Regions from separate parts of the Mus musculus genome. Here region 2 is linked to region 1. Evidence: chromatin loops called from intact Hi-C (ENCODE). Cell type or tissue: heart. All regions are shown on one strand. Each heading gives the region's core, and the rest is flanking DNA. Links, peaks and the distances in the headings are about the cores only.

The links. Hi-C counts contacts between places; a loop is a spot of excess contacts. Peaks named below come from ENCODE experiments on the same cell type or tissue, not always from the same donor. Only the 100,000 strongest peaks of a DNase experiment are listed, where the experiment ranks them.
Region 2: it touches region 1 in a loop (2.0-fold over the local background); 7 of 42 quality-filtered maps call a loop at or near these places.

What each region holds. Positions count from the first base shown.
Region 1 is chr15:57,701,013-57,709,341 of GRCm38, forward strand. The region is part of intron 1 of Zhx2 (zinc fingers and homeoboxes 2); the gene reads left to right. Among named protein-coding and RNA genes, the nearest start is that of Zhx2, 11 kb to the left of the region's middle. In heart, for the core only: a CTCF peak has its summit at 4,951 (motif pointing left); DNase peaks (open chromatin) are centred at 4,999, 7,339 and 8,039; H3K27ac peaks cover 341 bases.
Region 2 is chr15:57,756,479-57,764,807 of GRCm38, forward strand. It overlaps Zhx2 (zinc fingers and homeoboxes 2), which reads left to right. Exons shown (of 4, transcript NM_199449.2): 2 at 6,168-6,241. Among named protein-coding and RNA genes, the nearest start is that of Zhx2, 66 kb to the left of the region's middle. In heart, for the core only: no CTCF peak of the experiment used is centred there; DNase peaks (open chromatin) are centred at 2,353 and 4,943; H3K4me3 peaks cover 271 bases; H3K27ac peaks cover 1,867 bases.

The sequences.
Region 1 (8,329 bases), core at 165-8,164:
CAGTCTTGTCAGCTCTGACTGGTGAGATCCTGGCTCACCCAGGCACACCACAAGCCCACACATCAGCTCATCTGAAGAACGGCAGTGGCTACTGTGTGCCAGACACCGGGATGAATGCTTCCCCTTCATTGTGACACTTAATTGGAGCAGGAGGAGTGACTGGGGAGCTGTGTATGGTCCCACTGCAGAGATTGGAATGCAAAGCTCAGAGAGCCAAAGCCCTGGCTCAAGAACACAGAGGGGAGGTAGGTGGGTCACTCAGATCAGTTTGTTTCCAGGACTTTGAAACACGGGGACAGACAAGCTCCAAGCCAGACTGTAAGGAAGTGTGGAGAGAGGGGTTGGTTTGGACATACTTTTGGACTCTATCTGGTTGCTTGGCCTCTGCAGAGATTTAGGGAGTGGGCCAACATGTGTACCTGTATGGATACATACAAGAATATGATCAGAACTGGGATTCTAAATTGTCACCTGTCGTCTGGAGAACGGTGCCACCCTGCCTCAGTCAGGGGCACCTCCATGCTCTCCCTGACCTGGACAGAAAGAATCCCAGGGAGCCAAAAGCTGTAGAATTGGGACCCGAAGAGGAGCTTGGGCCTTCAGGATGCAGCACAGCCTCGCTGGCCAATGAGGAGCAGGGGTGGAAGGAGCAAGCATAGGGGTGGGGGCGGGGAATAGCTGTGTGGCTGTTTTTATACAATAAAAGAGGATCATTGTAATTGGGAACCTTTGAATCATAACACGTCTGCCCATGGCTCTCTCCAGCTGCAGAGCCATTTAGTTAAATAGCACACAGAAAACTCCTTTCAGCTGCTATTACGTTCCCGCTGTTCTTAAAATATGAGACAAGGTAGAATTGCTCTAACGACAAAGCCATCTCAGGCTCTCCCAGCCCCTGGGCCTACCCAGAGTCCCCAAAGGATCTCCATGGCCTGTGGAGGATGACATGTTGAAATTATTTTCATTTAAACTTTGCTTCTGCTTTCCTAGAAACAGATTCAAGATACCTGCACACAGCTTGGCCCAAGCCTGAGGGGACGGACGGTCACGGTCACGTTAGAGATGGCAGAGGATGGGCTGTGGGGAAAGAAAGCACACACCCCACTTCTTGGGATGGGGGTGCCTTGTCTTTTTCTTTTTAATGTCTTTGTGTTGGTGATGTTAGAGTGGATAGCGGGAACATAGGGACTGGAAACGGGAAGCTGGGAAAGGGGGTTGTCCTCCAGCCAGGACATTCTGGAGGAGGGGTGAGCTCCAGGCAAGAGCAGGCTGCACTCTGATCTCTTCAGTTGATGCTTCAGCTTCTCTTGGTCCTCTGGAACTGCCATCTACCATCTTCTGGGGAACTTTGTGTTACAAAAATTGATTCTGAGCAGGCAGAGTGCTGCTGCTGCTGCTGCTGCTGCTGCTAGAAACTAGAGCTATCTCGCTGTAAGGTTGAATAATGAACTCGATCACTTCAAGGGTAAATGGTGGATGTCCCAGCGACCAACATTCTAACTAACAGTGTGCAGTTGGACAGTGTCTGGCCTTGGTGCTTTTAGAAAGAGGGCGCTGGGTCTCTAAGTGCATAGCCTACAATCAGTTGAAAGGACATTCAAGGAAATGAGTTTATTAGTAGGACCCAGGGATGTTCCAGCAACAAGAAACTTTCAAAACCAACCCCAGTGCAGTGGCACACACCTGCAATGCCGTACTGGGAGGCAGACACAGGAGAATTGGTTGAAAAGGGAGTTCTAGGCTACATAGGGCAACAAAGTGACATGATAAGGCCCTGCCTGTCTCCAGGCAGAAGGGAGGAAGGAAGGCAGGGAGGGAGGAAAGGAGGGAGGGAGGGAAAAACTGAGACCTAGGAAGCTGTACCAATCAACCCAGGATCCCACAATCCTGGAGCAGTTCCCTTTGATGTCTGGCGCAGACACTTCAGGCCTTTCTGCTTGCTTTATCAGCCAGCTCATCTCTGTACCTTTTCCTCCCCACTAACCGGTTCCTCTTTCCTGGCACCAGGGGAGCACCTGCCAGAGTGACAGATCAGTGTCCCTCCTCTCAGGAAGTCCACACACAACAGTCCTGAACCCCCAGCCCACGTAGCTAAGCCTACTGATGTCTTGAGTTCAGTTCTAGGCATTTTGTGGATGTGCTTCTGGCACCCCTAAGAGATATTAGATAGCCTCCTGCTTTTGACAAGCAAGGCACACAGAAGAGGAAGACATTTGTCCGAGGGCTCCTGAAGCCATGCAGTCTAACACCATCTAGCTCCGTGACTAATGAGGCTCCGGGCATACATTGCTTCTTCTACCCCCTGTGCCTATGGTTAGCACAAATGGGGGAACCGGAACTTGAATGCAGCCATCTAGGATCCAAGAACTGAAGGGTTTTATCCACTTCAGGCCTGATGCATTCTGTAGCTCTTTCTAGGAAGCCGATATCAAAGGCGGGTACGTTACTCAGAGGTACAGAATCACAAGAGACTCCCAGGTTCATCCCTCAGAGTCTCCTATGTGGGGAACGTTTAGTAAGCTGAGGTAATTATAACAAGCACTTAGTGGCATGAAAACCATACGGTTAGACGGATTTAAAACTCTGGTGTCAGGCTTTGTGAAGCTTGGAGCCACACATAAGTGGGACCCCTGTTTCCTTTTCTTTATCTTCCTTCCTTCACTCCAGCTCTTTCTTCTTTTCTCCATATGTAGCCCAGGCTGGCCTTGAACTCACAACCTTCTGCTGGGATTGGAGAAGGTGCAGCTAAGTCTTTTGAATGAGCTCCGTTGAAGATAGCACATTAAATTATCCTACCTAAAGTATACCAATACTGCTCTTCAGGGTCTTTACCTAATTTATGTAGCCGTCACCATGACGTAACTTCAGAACACTTCCATCACCCCCAAACGGGACTTGGAGCACCCATTAGCAGCCGCTATCCGTCAGGCTTACCCCCTCCCCCACTTCACCCACTGTGGACAGCTGATCTACACCTTTGCGATCATATAGCCTGCAACCATGAAAAGTCATATAGCTTCGTTTACATGGCTTAAAGCACTTGCGGTCATCTGCCGTGGAGTAGTGTCTATCAGTCTTTTATCCCTTGGTATTACCGAACAGTACCACATGGGGAAGATATACCTTATTTTGTTATCTCTTCACCAGCTGGCGAGCACTTGGGCTGCTTCCCTTTGGGGGAATTTGAGAAGGCCGCTGTGACCATTTCTGCACATGTGTTTTCATTTAAGGATGAATTTTTGTTGCTGTTTGTTTTGTGTTGTTTTGAGACAAGATAGCCCAGGCTGGCATTGAACCCTCAAAGTAGCTCAGGCTGGTCCTCCTGCCTACCTACCTAATGCTGGGATTATAGACATGCAATGCTATAACTCATCTCTGTTGCTGATCTTATCTGATACCTTCTCAGCCTCCTGGCCTTTCACAGTTGGAGTATGGAGGGGATGCACAATCTATAGGAGGGGACTTGGGGAGTTTACTTTGAAACATCTAGATACAGAAGAGATGTATTAGTTGTTCAAACAATTAGAATGGCAGGTGTCTTGTTACTCAGCTTAGCCCAAGGCTACATAGGCCCTGTGTGTGTCTTAGACTCACTCTTAACAACAGAAGCTCAGGGGTTCTGCTCAGCCTTCCAGCTACTCCTCCTAGCCTTGTGCATATAACATGCTTAGCATCTAGCTCCTGGTGATCAGGGCTCTCTATAGAGAAGGTCACCTCTGCCTCACACTGCCCACCAATGGTGGAGCTCTGGGGAGACCTCAAGCTAGAACTCTGGGTCTTTCTCCTTTGAGTCTCTCCCCTCCCCATGCCACAAGCGCACCTAGCCCTGACTAAGTGGTTGCTCAATAGTTATTAAACTGGTAAGTGGAATTGAATACAAGAGAGTTCTCCATGTGTGCTGTGCTCTGTGTGTGTGTGTGTGTGTGTGTGTGTGTGTGTGTGTGTGTGTGTATGTGTGTTGAAACAGGAGAGCAGTGTACTACTGGCTCTAACTACACTAAAGTGAATTTTTATTTTTTGGTTTTCTTGTTTGTTTTCTCTTTGTATCTGTGTTTTGTTTTCAAATAAGAAGAGGAAGTCCTGCTGGAAGGGCCAATGATTTGTCATCTGTCGCCAAGCCCTCCCTCAGCTCCACCTAGGTGTAGTTTGAAAACCCTGAATCCGTTGACTTTCACTAAACCTTCCCTGGTCACTCGGTACCCAGAAGTCCAACCCAAATGCTTCCGGGGGATCAGCAAAGGTGTGGCAGACTGAAGGGTAAAGTATAGACTGATAAGATGTGGTTTGGTAAGATAGAGGAGAAAAGCACGCGCCTTAGCTCTTAGCATCAGGCCTAGTTCTCCAGTTGAACTCTCCAACCTTCCTGCAAACGAAAGTAACTTCTGACCCATGGGGTCAAGTCCAAATTCCTGACCCTGGTACACTGGCTGTCTTGGAGCCAATTTCTTCGTAGCAGGCAGATTTCCTCTAATTGCTTTACCTCTTGTTGCGTGTGCCCCATTTCAGTTGCTCCAGACCCCCAAGAGTGCCATCCCTTCCCCCATTTATAGCTTTGCACATGGGACTCCCCCGCCCACATCCCAACCTTTCCTTTCCTTCTGTGGTGATTCTTGCCCCTCCCCCTGAGAGGCCAGGGTGACCTGAAAAGAGTTGTCACTTCGTGGATTTTGATCTGATTATGTATCTGTTTGCCTGGAGGAGCGGGGGAGGGGAAGGGAAGGGTCACTTTCCACCAACAGGGAGAGCTTCCTGTTTGTTTGTCTGTCTTCTCTGAGCACCAGTTCAGGACTGGTCCACTCTGGGGGTTGAGAATGGAGGTCTGCAGAGCGCCTGGGTGGCTGCAAGGGTGAGCAAAAGGCTCTCTTTCCAGAGAGAGACCTCCAGGAGAAGGGTTGTACAGGCTTGGCCCAAGTGCTTAATGCGCTGCTGCTCACTGCTGCCCCTGGTGGCCAGTCTGTGCCAAAGGACTAACTGGACAGTTTTCAAATAGGAGGCCATCAAGGCCGCTTTGCCCCAAAAGAACTTTATCTTAAATTCAGAGGCTTTTGGCAACCTCTGCCTGCCTGCCTGCCTGCCTGCCTGCCTGCCTGCCTGCCTGCCTGGTCCCAGCAGGCTGCCTCATCTGGACACGCAGGCTAGGTATTTTTTGGATCAGCTTCCTGCTTTTGGCAGGGTGTCATTCTTTTTCCTCAGAAGCACCGGGCCTCCCCTTCTGAATGGCAAACGGGGTGTATGAGCACTGTCCCTGCAGGGCCTTTCTACTGCTTCCAGTTTTAGACTTAGAGAGACTGAACTGGAAAGCTAACTTTAAGTTGGGCAACGGGAAGTGGGGTAAAGTATAGAGCGGTAGGAAGTGGCACAAAAAGGTAGTCGTTCTGGCAGTCAGGAAGCTGAGGCAGGAGGATCATGAGTCCAACTGAGGCCACCCTGTTCCTAAATAAACCAAAACAAAATTCTGAAGTATTAAAAAGGGGGGATGAGCTTGCTAGACAATCGCCACTGAAGCAAGCATGGTGTGTGTCAGACCCTTACTTAATGTAATTTAAGATTCCCCAACTTGGTAGGAAATTTACAGCCATTTTCCACAGGAGGAAACTGAGGCTACATGACACGAATCTGATGGAGTACATGGAAATGGCAGAGCTGTAGTTTAAAGCCACATCTGAGTGACTGCAGAGTCAAAGTTTTTTTCCTGTCACTCTGTAAAGAGTGACACTGAAGAATCAGTGTCACACCCTTAGCAAGAGGATAAAGAGACCTGCCCTGTCTTCCCCTAGTGTGGCAGACTCTGTTCATGAACAACAAGACTGGAGCCAGCAGGAACATTTTCTCTTTCCTGGCAAAGATGCTTTGGGCACTACTGCAGCCCCTTGTCCTCATGACACTCTTGTGGTTTTGTCCCCTGTCAAAAGAGACGGAAGACCAATAACCCTACTGAACCAGCCTGTGCAGTGAGAATCCTTGTTAGGTTTATAACTTCATGTTTGCATGCATGTGTATGTGTAATAGTGACTAGCAGGCCGTTCTTCAAGGAAGGTACATGAAACTCAGTGACGGTTATTTTTAATTGTCAACTTGACACAGTGTGGAGCCACCTGGGAGAAAACCCTCAAGGAAGGACTATCTAGATCTTGCTAGTCTGTGGTTCTGCCTGTGAGAGTTAACATGGTGGAAAAACCCACCCTACATATGGGTGCCACCATTTCATGGGCTGAGCCCTGAACTGTGTAAGAGTGAAATCAATTGAGCTAAGCAGTATGTATACAGACATTCATGTCTCTCTGCTCTTGACTGAATGTGGTATGGCCAGCTGTCCCCCGTCCCTCCTACCTTAACTTCTCTACTCTGATGAGCTATGACCCAGAATTGTAAGGTGAAACAAACCCCTTTCCTCCCATGATGATTTATGTTGGGTTACTTGTCCCACCAACAAAAATAAAATTTGAGATGACCTCCAGACTAGCATAAGGTGTGATGCTGTGTGTGTGACAGATAAGCCCCACTCTCCCAGGGGCTTAACAAACTAGGGTCTGCCTCTCAGGAAGTCGGTCCCCTGAAGGGTCCAACCACAGCCCTCCAGATAACTTTATTTTAAGCTCTGACTGGAGGGTCCAGGCTGCTGAGATTTTATAGTTGTGACATTTGAAGCCACCAGCTTTCTGGCTGCTGCAGCAAAGAAAGAGAGAGGGACATCAAGCCACTCTCAGAGATGCCACGAGTGCTCACACGGGGAGCCTGGGCAGTGTTCGGTGTGCCTGATTCCTTGTTCCATAGCAAGGGGGCTCTGCCCATCAGAGCCCTGGCTGTGCTGCTCCAGCAGACACCAACTGCATCGGCTCTGTTTTGGTCTTTGTGTGCTGAAATACCAAAAGCTTTCGCCCACCTCTGGTAGCGCCTGCTCTTCTAGAGTTAAGACTCAGTCCTTGCTTGAATTGGGAGTCAGGACCACAATGATTATTAGCAGGAAAGCCAAGGCCTAAGCAAAAGCATCCAGGAACTTAGTCCAGGGGGCATCTTACAGCTTTAAGGCAGCACCAAGTTCCCCTCTCAGTGAAAGGTGAAGGAGCCATCGTAGGAAAGTGAAAAGCCACCAAACATTTTGTTGTTGTTGTTGTTGTTGTAATGTATTACCTATTTCACGTACACTTAGGAGCATACCATTACAGTTTCGGTTTGCACTGAACACTCAGTGTAGCATAAAGGTTAACATTCAGTGAGGCCCCAACTTAACTGCGAAGCATCCCAGTACGACTGCTAACGGCCCCAGTTCACCCCAGCCGTCAGCGTGCCGCCCTTCCACAGCACTATTGCTGAAGCTTGTTCACTCCACCCGTGTGAGGTCATTGCTGTTTCTCTCCTCCTGAAAGAGGCTTGGGGAATCTCCATGGAACAATTGAGAAAAGTGAGACAACATTTAAAACGATAGCTAAGAAAGGGTCCAAGCTGAGCCTCACAGTGCAGAGGAATGGCTGACTCGATACGCATCACTGTTAGGCGGCGCCCAAAGGGCCAGGGCTTCACTCTCAGGACTCACGGGGTTTCACACATTCTGCACCACCAGCCATTCTGGGGTCAGTCCGAGGCCGTTGGGATTCTGGGTGCTTGGCTTGTTTCTGCGTGTGGTGTTCCTATAGGAAGCAAGCACAGGATTGCTATATGCTAGGTACCACATTAAATGTTAGGCCTATCGTAATGGCAAAATGAAACACGTCTTTTTCCATTCAAATCTGTTTAGTTCTTCTTCAAAGGATCCCTTAAGAACCTTGAGCTCCAAGAAGTGGGAGTGGGTGGGTGGGGGAGCATGTGGGGGACTTTTGGGATAGCATTGGAAATGTAAATGAAATAAATACCCAATTTTAAAAAAAAAAAAACGAACCTTGAGCTCAGCACTCTGGTCAGGAAGGGTTGGTTGTCTGTTTGGATTTTGGCTCTGAAACGTTGCCTGGCAGATGGGTTCCACGTGGGCAGCAAGCCTTCTTCCACCAGCCAATCCTGGGACTACCCAGCAGGCAGTGTGTGTGTGACCGACTTTGCACTGGTTTCTGTGGTGACCAGTCAGCTGACCGCCTTCAAGTTCATCTAGTCCAGCCAGCCGTGGCTTTATAAGATGGGGAATGTGGACTCTCCCTAGCCTCTGAATTACTCAGGGTCCTATTGCTAGTATGAAGTGTCTCCAGGTTAGATGGTTTCATAGTACCGCTCTGTATAAATGGTACAGTGAAGCTTCCTCTTTATGGCATTAAAGGATGCCCCGTAAATCACTTTTTGCCCTTGTGACACTTTAGACCATTTTCTTTTGCTTCTCCTCTCTACCTATAGTGTCCAGGAC
Region 2 (8,329 bases), core at 51-8,050, 55 kb after region 1:
TTCCCCCACCCCCACCCCTATGTCTCTTGGGAGTCACCTCATTCTGTGTTGGCCTCATGTGCCCTCCTTGCAAGTTTGGCCCCATTGAACTGTGCTAGGATTAGCACAATAATGGCTTTGATGTCTTTGTCCCCGTTCTGGTAAAGCCAGGGTTCACCTTATCCACAGCGTGGCCTGTAATCTGTGCCCCTGTAAGGGGGTGGAGAAACAAGAAAGGAGCAGCCTGGGACAAAACAGTTGTAGCCCTCCCTGGAGCTCAGGATATCCCTGTGCTGGACAACGATGAAGAGGAAGTGTTTTCTCCCTCTTTCATTGTGGGCACGCGTGCATGCATGTTCATGTTTTTGCAGGTACACCTACGTATGTGTGCATACATGTGCATGCCCATGTCTGTGGAGGCCAGGAGTCAGCCTCTAGTATAAGCAGTTCAGCACTGTCCACCTATTTTTAAGATAGGGACTCTTATTGGGACTTGGGTCTCACGGGTTAAGCTAATGTACCCTAAGAATCTTCCTGTCTCCATCTCTCCAACGCTAAGATTATAAGCATGGGTACCACTATGAGTGGCTTTCCCTCCTTTTCTCAGGCATAGATACACACACACACACACACACACACACATATGTGAATGATGTGTACACATGTTCCATGTATGTAGGTGCACTGTATGCATGGGTATAAGTGTGTGTCTGTATGTGGAGAGCTGAGCTAGATATTCTTTCTACCTAATTCATAGAGGCAGGGTCTATTGGTCAAATCCAGAGCTGCATTTTTTACCACTTAACCCAGGGACCCTGCCTCCGCCTTCTAAGGCTGTAATCCCAGACAAGTCATGTGCAGTCAGCATCCACCTTGGTTCTGGGAATCTGATGCTGCTGACCGAGGTGGGATATCACCTGGAATAGGTGATTATCACATTACCAGGCCAGGGAGTGATAACCAAGCTGAGGCTCCGCAGAAGCAGTGTGTGGCTTTCTGTCTCCTTCAGTTTCTGCCCCCTCTCCTGGTCGTAGTCTATGTTGGGTCCAGCCAGAGCCCAGGGCTCCCTGTGCCATGGTTCTCCGTATGATGCTTTTGCCTTAGGGTACAACGACATGTTGTGAGTGGTTTCTTACTGCCCAGTACATGTTTGCTGAATGAACATGGAATGGTCTATATTAGAGGAAGACATCCTAGCAGAGGGTGTCTCTCAATTGCAAACCTTTAATATAGCCCCGGTCTTTTTATTTTCTTCTTCTTCTTCAAGATGTACAGATCATGTAATACCTTTGGGAATTTTTAAATTTTTATTTCATGTGCATTGGTGTTTTACCTGCATGTATATGTATGAGAGGGTGTCAGATCCTCTGGAACTGGAGCTGCAGACAGTTGTGAACTGCCATGTGGGTGTTGGGAATTGAACCCAGGTTCTCGGAAGAGCAGCCAGTGCTCTTAACATCTGAGCTCTCTCCAGCCCTAGCTTTTAAAGTGCCCAGCAGTGTAACAAGATTAGACCAGGCCCAGAGGCAAAACAGTGACCCATATAAGGAAATTCTGTCTGCATATTTTTTCTCAGTAACATTTTGCTTCATAGGGCCAGTGTGGCAGGGGTTGTAGGCCAGCAAGAGAGGAGACGTGCATATTTGGAGATCTAAGGATGCTACAGAGCCTTTCATTCATTCATAGTCTCCTTTTGAGCTCTGCCATTCATACCCAGAGCTGCAGGCTCCACTGGGCATATACTAAGGCAGTCCCTACCATTGCTATCTGGCATCCCTCCCACGCAGGAGGAGGAGGCAGGCTATGTGCATAGCCCCCCAAGGTGCACAGAAAGAAGAAATAACTGGAGTCAAAGAAGGGGCCATGCAAGAGCAGCAGCCCAGTGCCTTTCATCTCCATGCATCACACCATTTATCATGCTTGTCAAAACTAACGGTTAGCTGGAACAGTGGTTCTCAACCTGTGGGTCGCGACCCCTTTGGCAAACCTCTACATTCAAAACATATTTACATCAGGATTCATAACGGCATTCAAGTTAGAACTATGAAGTAGTAACAGAAATAATTTTAGGGTGTGGGGGATCACCACAACATGAGGAAACTGTATTAAAGAGTCACAGCATTAGGAAGGTTGAGACCCACTGCTCTAGGGGGCTGGAGAAAAGCTGTGTTCATGAATAAACCAAAGCACAGAACTGATTCTGTGAGCCTGGTCTCCGGGTCTGAGAGTCCCTGCTGGTGGGACCCCAGCCAAATCATTGTGCTACTCTGTGCTCTGGTGGCTGCCTAATCGCCTGTGAATAACAATCGGAACTGTCACAAATAAGAGGGACGGCCATCGCTTACCCAGTTCTACTCTACCTCCATCAGACATCAGGGTGAGATGCTAGTAATTAGGGTAGGAAGGAGGGCGGAATGTTTGAGAGAGTAGCCTGCCCCAGCCCAGCCATGGGGCTGCCCAGAGCGTAGGAGCTGGAACTGGCAGACATCAGCGAGACAGGACACACAGATGGAATTCTCATCAATTTTCTGTAAAAGGTGGATGTTGACGGGAGGCAGATAGAAGACTGGGGCTATGGAAGGGCTGAGGTTAGCAGGTTGAAGAGAAAGGACAAGTCACAGGATATCAGGTGTCGGAGCAGGCCCAGGCTTCAGAAAGGTGGAGCCGAGGTGGACAGCTTTGTCCAGCCTTTGTAAAGGGCTCAGGAAATCCTTCTGAAACTACATGCAACCACAGCTGAGTCAAGGAGGTGTGGGGGCATGCTGTGTGGTGTGCTGTGGTCACCTTTCAGGGCACTTGGCACCCCACTGCTGGTGCTTGAAAGGGTAGGACATTTGTGTGAACCAAGGAAGTGTCTGCATTTTCTTGGCATGTGCCTTAGTCAGGGTTTCTATTGCTGCAACAAAACACAATGATCAAAAAACAAGTTGGGGAGGGAAGAGTTTGAATAAACTCTTCCACTTCCACATTGCTGTTCATTCCCAAAGGAGGTCAGGACAGGAACTCAAACGCAGGAACCTGAAGGCAGGAGTTAATGCAGAGGCCATGGAGGGGTTCTGTTTACTGACTTACATCTCATGGCTTACTCAGTCTGCTTTCTTATAGAATCTAGGACCACCAGCCCAGGCATGGCACCACCCACTATGGGCTGGGCCCTCCCCTGTTGATCACTAGTTGAGAAAATGCCTTTCTGCTGGATCTTATGGAGGTATTTCTTCAACTGAGGCTCCTCCCTCTCTGATGACTACAGCTCACTTGTGTCAAGCAACCAGTCATGACTCTCTGTCTCTTAGAGGAGGATTTTAATACCCAGATAGGGTCCTGAAACCAATGCTTCATGGGAGGGGAGCCTAACTTTAAATCAAGGATACCAATGGGCTACTTGAGATTGAGAAAAAAACAGCCATGGACCTATGTGGGTTGTGGACTATCTCTGTCTTTGTCCATGCGTCCCACAAAAACCCATCTTATGGGCTGGTGAGATGGCTCAGTGGGTAAGAGCACCCGACTGCTCTCCCGAAGGTCCGAAGTTCAAATCCCAGCAACCACATGGTGGCTCACAACCATCCATAATGAGATCTGACTCCCTCTTCTGGAGGGTCTGAAGACAGCTACAGTGTACTTACATGTAATAAATAAATAAATAAATCTTTTTTTTTAAAAAAAAACCCATCTTATAATGTGAGTTTGGAATCAAAACATGGAGTAGGATGTCACTAATCAAGAGCATTGAAAGGGGATGGAGCCTGGAGAGATAGCTCAGAGGTTAAGAGCACTGAATGCTCTTCCAGTCCTGAGTTCAACTCCCAGCAACCACATGGTGGCTCACAACCATGTATAATGAGATCAGATGCCCTCTTCTGGTGTGTCTGAAGAGAGCTACATTGTATCTGTATGCATAAATAAATAATTCTTTGAAACAAACAAACAAACCTCCCTGGGACATCCCTTTCCTCATTCTTTTGCCCACAGAACCCTATAAAAGAGGGAGAGAAGGATTGTAAGAACCAGAGGGCTTGAGGACACCATAAGACCATGTCCCACGGAATCAACTAAGCAGGGCTCACAGGGACTCACAGAGACTGAAGTGATGATCATGGAGCCTGCATGGGTCTGACCTAGGTCCTCTGCAAACATGCTGCAGCTGTTTAGCTTGGAGTTTTGGAGGAACTTCTAACAGTGGGAGTGGGGTTATCTCTGACTCTTTTGCCTGCTCATGGGTCCCTTTCCTCCTACTGAGTTGCCTCGTTCAGCCTGGATAGGAAGGTTTGTGCCTAGTCTTATTGTAACTTGCTATGCTCCGTTTGAGTGCTATCCCTGGGAAACCTGCTCTTTCTTAAAAGGAACTTGAGGAGCAGGGGATGTGGAGGAGTAGGAAGGTATGGGGGGGGGGGGGACTGAGAGGAGTGGGGGTTGGAGTAGAGGCTACAGTGGGGAGTTACTGTGTAAGAAGAGAATAAATAAACTATGTGTGACATCCCTTCCCCCATCATGGCTAGCTTGAGGCCTCTGGTCTTCTCTTGGAAACAGAGAATAGTAACTCTCACCTGCCTGAAATAGCACTTCCTAAGGGTCACTCACTCACTGCCTGGTCTCCTTGGGGAAGGGGAGGGCTCTTCTCCCAGATAGGTCATTCTATGGGTAGGGATGAGAGATCTGAATTCTTTGAATCAGAATCAATTAGACACTGGGACTCTATGCAGAAGCTTGTGTCCGTCCGTCCGTTTCACACACACACACACACACACACACACACACACACACACACACACACGAGGGGAATGGTCCAAGACCTGGGGATTTTAACATAACAGAGAAGGGGATGCTCGTCTCTGGCCTGAGCTCATCACTCCCCACTGCAGCAGACTGCTCTTCCCAAGCCACTCTTACTAAGCATGGCCTGCCTGGCCCTTCCTTTTACTCCGCCCACAGATAGTGTGGTAGAAAGGAATGCAGTTTCCAGAAGCCAATGGAAATGGCTTGAATCCACTCTCCCCGTCACCAGCTCTTTAGCGGAGGCAGCTAACTGTGGCTTCCCTAGCTCATTTCCTCACCCGGCAATGGTCAGAGACTTCCTCCCATGGCTGAGAGAATAATAAAGCCTGTCGTACAGCCCGCACGTCGCCTATGGCTCTTGTTAAAATGCAACCTCCGAATCCACAGCCCGGAGCCTGCCTTCCCAGCTAGGCTCTCTCTCTTGAGGTGTGAGTTTGTGAGTTTGCACTTTGCTATTCAAAGGAACACGTCTGCACAGCAAGAATCCTGCTCAGGTGTGTCAAGAGCAAGTGTGGGGAGCGTGGTAAAGACTCAATAAACACTAACTCCAGCCCTGATGATTCTCTTTACGGGGTCAAAAGGTTTCCCCCGTGAGAACACAGAAAGTTCACTTGGGAGTTCATAAGGAAACAAGAAGAAAAAAAAAAGACAGGGTTTGAGGATCATGGCCATGGGGAGCAAGGGAAGGGAGTCCCACAAGCCGTAAGCAGCCCCATGTGTCCTTACAAGGTACCCCCACTGACTGCCTGCAGAGCTCTAGGGCCTAGACCTCAGCTCACCATGCTATGGCACAGAAGCAGAGGCCCCGCGTTCGCGCACACACACACACACACACACACACACACACACACACGCCCTGTTCTGCCAGCTACAGCTCTCCAGAGGAATTTTCAAAGCACACAGGGTGTGTTTGGCAGGAGTCTCTCCACAGGCCTTGGGGCCTTTTGCTTTAAGGACTGCATTATCTTTTCTGCTTGAAGCCTGGACACTGAGCGTCCCCCTTTGCTGGTACCCTAAAGAAACCCTGCACAACCTGCTGCTGGTGAGAGGCAAGGATGCTCTGAGGAGACACTGAGTGAGGTTAGACAAGCCCAAACCCCTTTCCACACCCAAGCCATCTGCCTTTGCTTTCACACGCCTAAAAATTCTTTTTTGCTACAAACTGCTGACTCATCCAGAGTTGGGGTCCCCTCCCCCCACTTTTTTTGTTCCTCTTCTTTCTCTGGCTCAGAATTGCCACAAAGCCTGGAGATTGTGAAGTTGCTTTGATGAGTGCCTGGGTCCTTACAGGGGTTTATTTTCCCCTTCCCACCTCCATCCTAGTTTCCCAAGGGCTTGGTCCTGCTTGGATACAGAGCTGGATACCTGGTTTGTTCTGCCCTGCTTCTCACACAGTCTCTTCTTCTTTGCAGGTCTCCATGCACTGGCTGCTCTGGGAATCTGGCTGCAAGATCCCCAGGATGTAAGGAACTCACAGCAGACACTGGTAAGTGGTACAGCAGTGGGCTGTGCTTGCACCTGGCCCAGGTTGATGTCGGGGAAAGGATAGGAGCTGCATGGGAAAGCCAACCTGGCAACTCTGTTTCCATCCACCCAGCACCTGGACACAGCACAGAGCCAAGCTTCCAGGTGTAAACCTCCCAGAATGGCTTCCTGCCAGGGCTTCCCTAGACGCCATGAGCCTGCAGGTGGCTGGCTCTCCCCTCTCTGCACAGATGACAGCAACTCAGACTTCCAGGCCAGGGACATATTTTTAGAGTTATGTTCAAAATGAGGGGAAAAAGTCTTAGAACACAGTGTGTAGTGCCTGGCTTAGCCAGTAGGCAAAGCCACCCTAAAGTACTAGCCCTGATAAGAGCTGGGGGGCAGAGGGGGGTGGGGGCGGGGATTGTTGATGACTTGGACTAAGCAAAACTCCCTGACAAGAGATATGCACAAATGCAGTGAAAAAGTTGGGTCACTAGGGAGTTCCCTGTCAGTGACAGAATTCAAGGAGAGGCTGGACAAATGTCATGAAAAATACTGAAGTGGGAAGCTTTGATAAAGCAGTGTTTTCCCCTCTTCTGTGATAATCTAGAACCTTTGAGGGGTGGGATGTATAGGAAGAGGATGGAGGCTGAGGAGAAGACCGGTGGCCACTGCAGAGTCTACTGAGTAAGGAAACCTTGCGTCTTTCCTGTGCCCCAGTGCCACCAGCTGATGCCGGACAGCTCACACGCACATCTGTAATCCTAAATACCTGGTGTACATGATAGATGAAGAGTATGCAAAGAGTATGATGGGAGGTTTTTCTGGGGAGTGGCTTAGCAGTGGCCCCTCCCACAGCAGGGCTACCCAAAGAACGTTCTGCTAGTCACACCATCAGAAGATTTGGTCTAATAGGCTGACTGCTCAGAGTGGAAGAAAAGGCCTAGGGAGCCTGTATAAAAAAGGGGGTGGGGATGGGGTGTCACCCTTCTGCCCAATTCACAGGAGGAATAAGGGAATACATGGGTAAGACCCAAGTAGGTGGATGCCAGAGAATATGAAATGGACTTTACCCAGAAGTTTGGAATCCTTGGCAGGGACAAGACTTATCCCACACATTCGGATGACCAAACCCCTACCTGCCAGACAGGAGAAGAGCTGGACTCCAGACCTAAATGAGGGCATTAGGCAGGAGTGAGTCCAAGATCAGACTTAGCACAAGTGACTGGTCTCTGTGTCCTCAGGGTAGTGATGCCACTGTTTGAGGACAGAAGGGGAGAGGAAAGAAAGGGAACGCAGAGGAAGTGGGCTGGATGGTGACTCTGCGACATGAACCATGACATCCTTAAAGCTGAGCTGTGAGGATAACTGTGTCCTTGCACGCACAGGCCCTGGCACATAATAGGTGCTGAGCCGATGGTGGTGAGATAAAGTGGGGAAGGGGAATGCAAGGAGAGAATATTTGTGCAGAAGGACAGGGGTCCTAGAGTACACCACCACGTTCAAGTCCTGGCTCTCCACTGGCTTTGTGGCCTTGGGCAAGTTGCTGGCCTCTCTGTGCTTCAGTCTCCTCATCTGAGAAATGGGGACAGGGTCATAAGGATTCCATGATTAGTATAAAACTGTGCCAGGACACAGCAAGGACTTCATCATGATCACCCCTTCATCCAGAGTGTCATGGGGGTCAGAGGTAAAGCTGGGGCTGTAGTCAGAGGCTCTGCTGTAGCTACATGGTGGAACCAGGATGAAGTTACTCGCTCTGAGGTCGTTCTCCAATCTGGAGATGCTGTGTATGGTCTACTGGGTGTGCATCTTTCCTGCTGTCTCTTTCCTGTTTCTGACCCTGCTCCGAAGTCAGTTACCAGCTGCTGGCCCCAGGGAACATGGTGTGGCTCAATGTCCAGTTCCTGCCTCCTCCCTCTTGCCATCTAAGAGTCTTGATTGGGTTCATTTTCTCTGCCAGTTAAAGAATTAAGAGGCAAGGAAAAAGATCTTGGGTGCATCAGATAGCAGCAGAGAAAAGACACAACAGACAGAAGTCAGCCAGTAAAGGCATTAATGGGGCAGGGGCATGAAGAGAAAAAGACTCTGCAGAGGGGGCACTCAG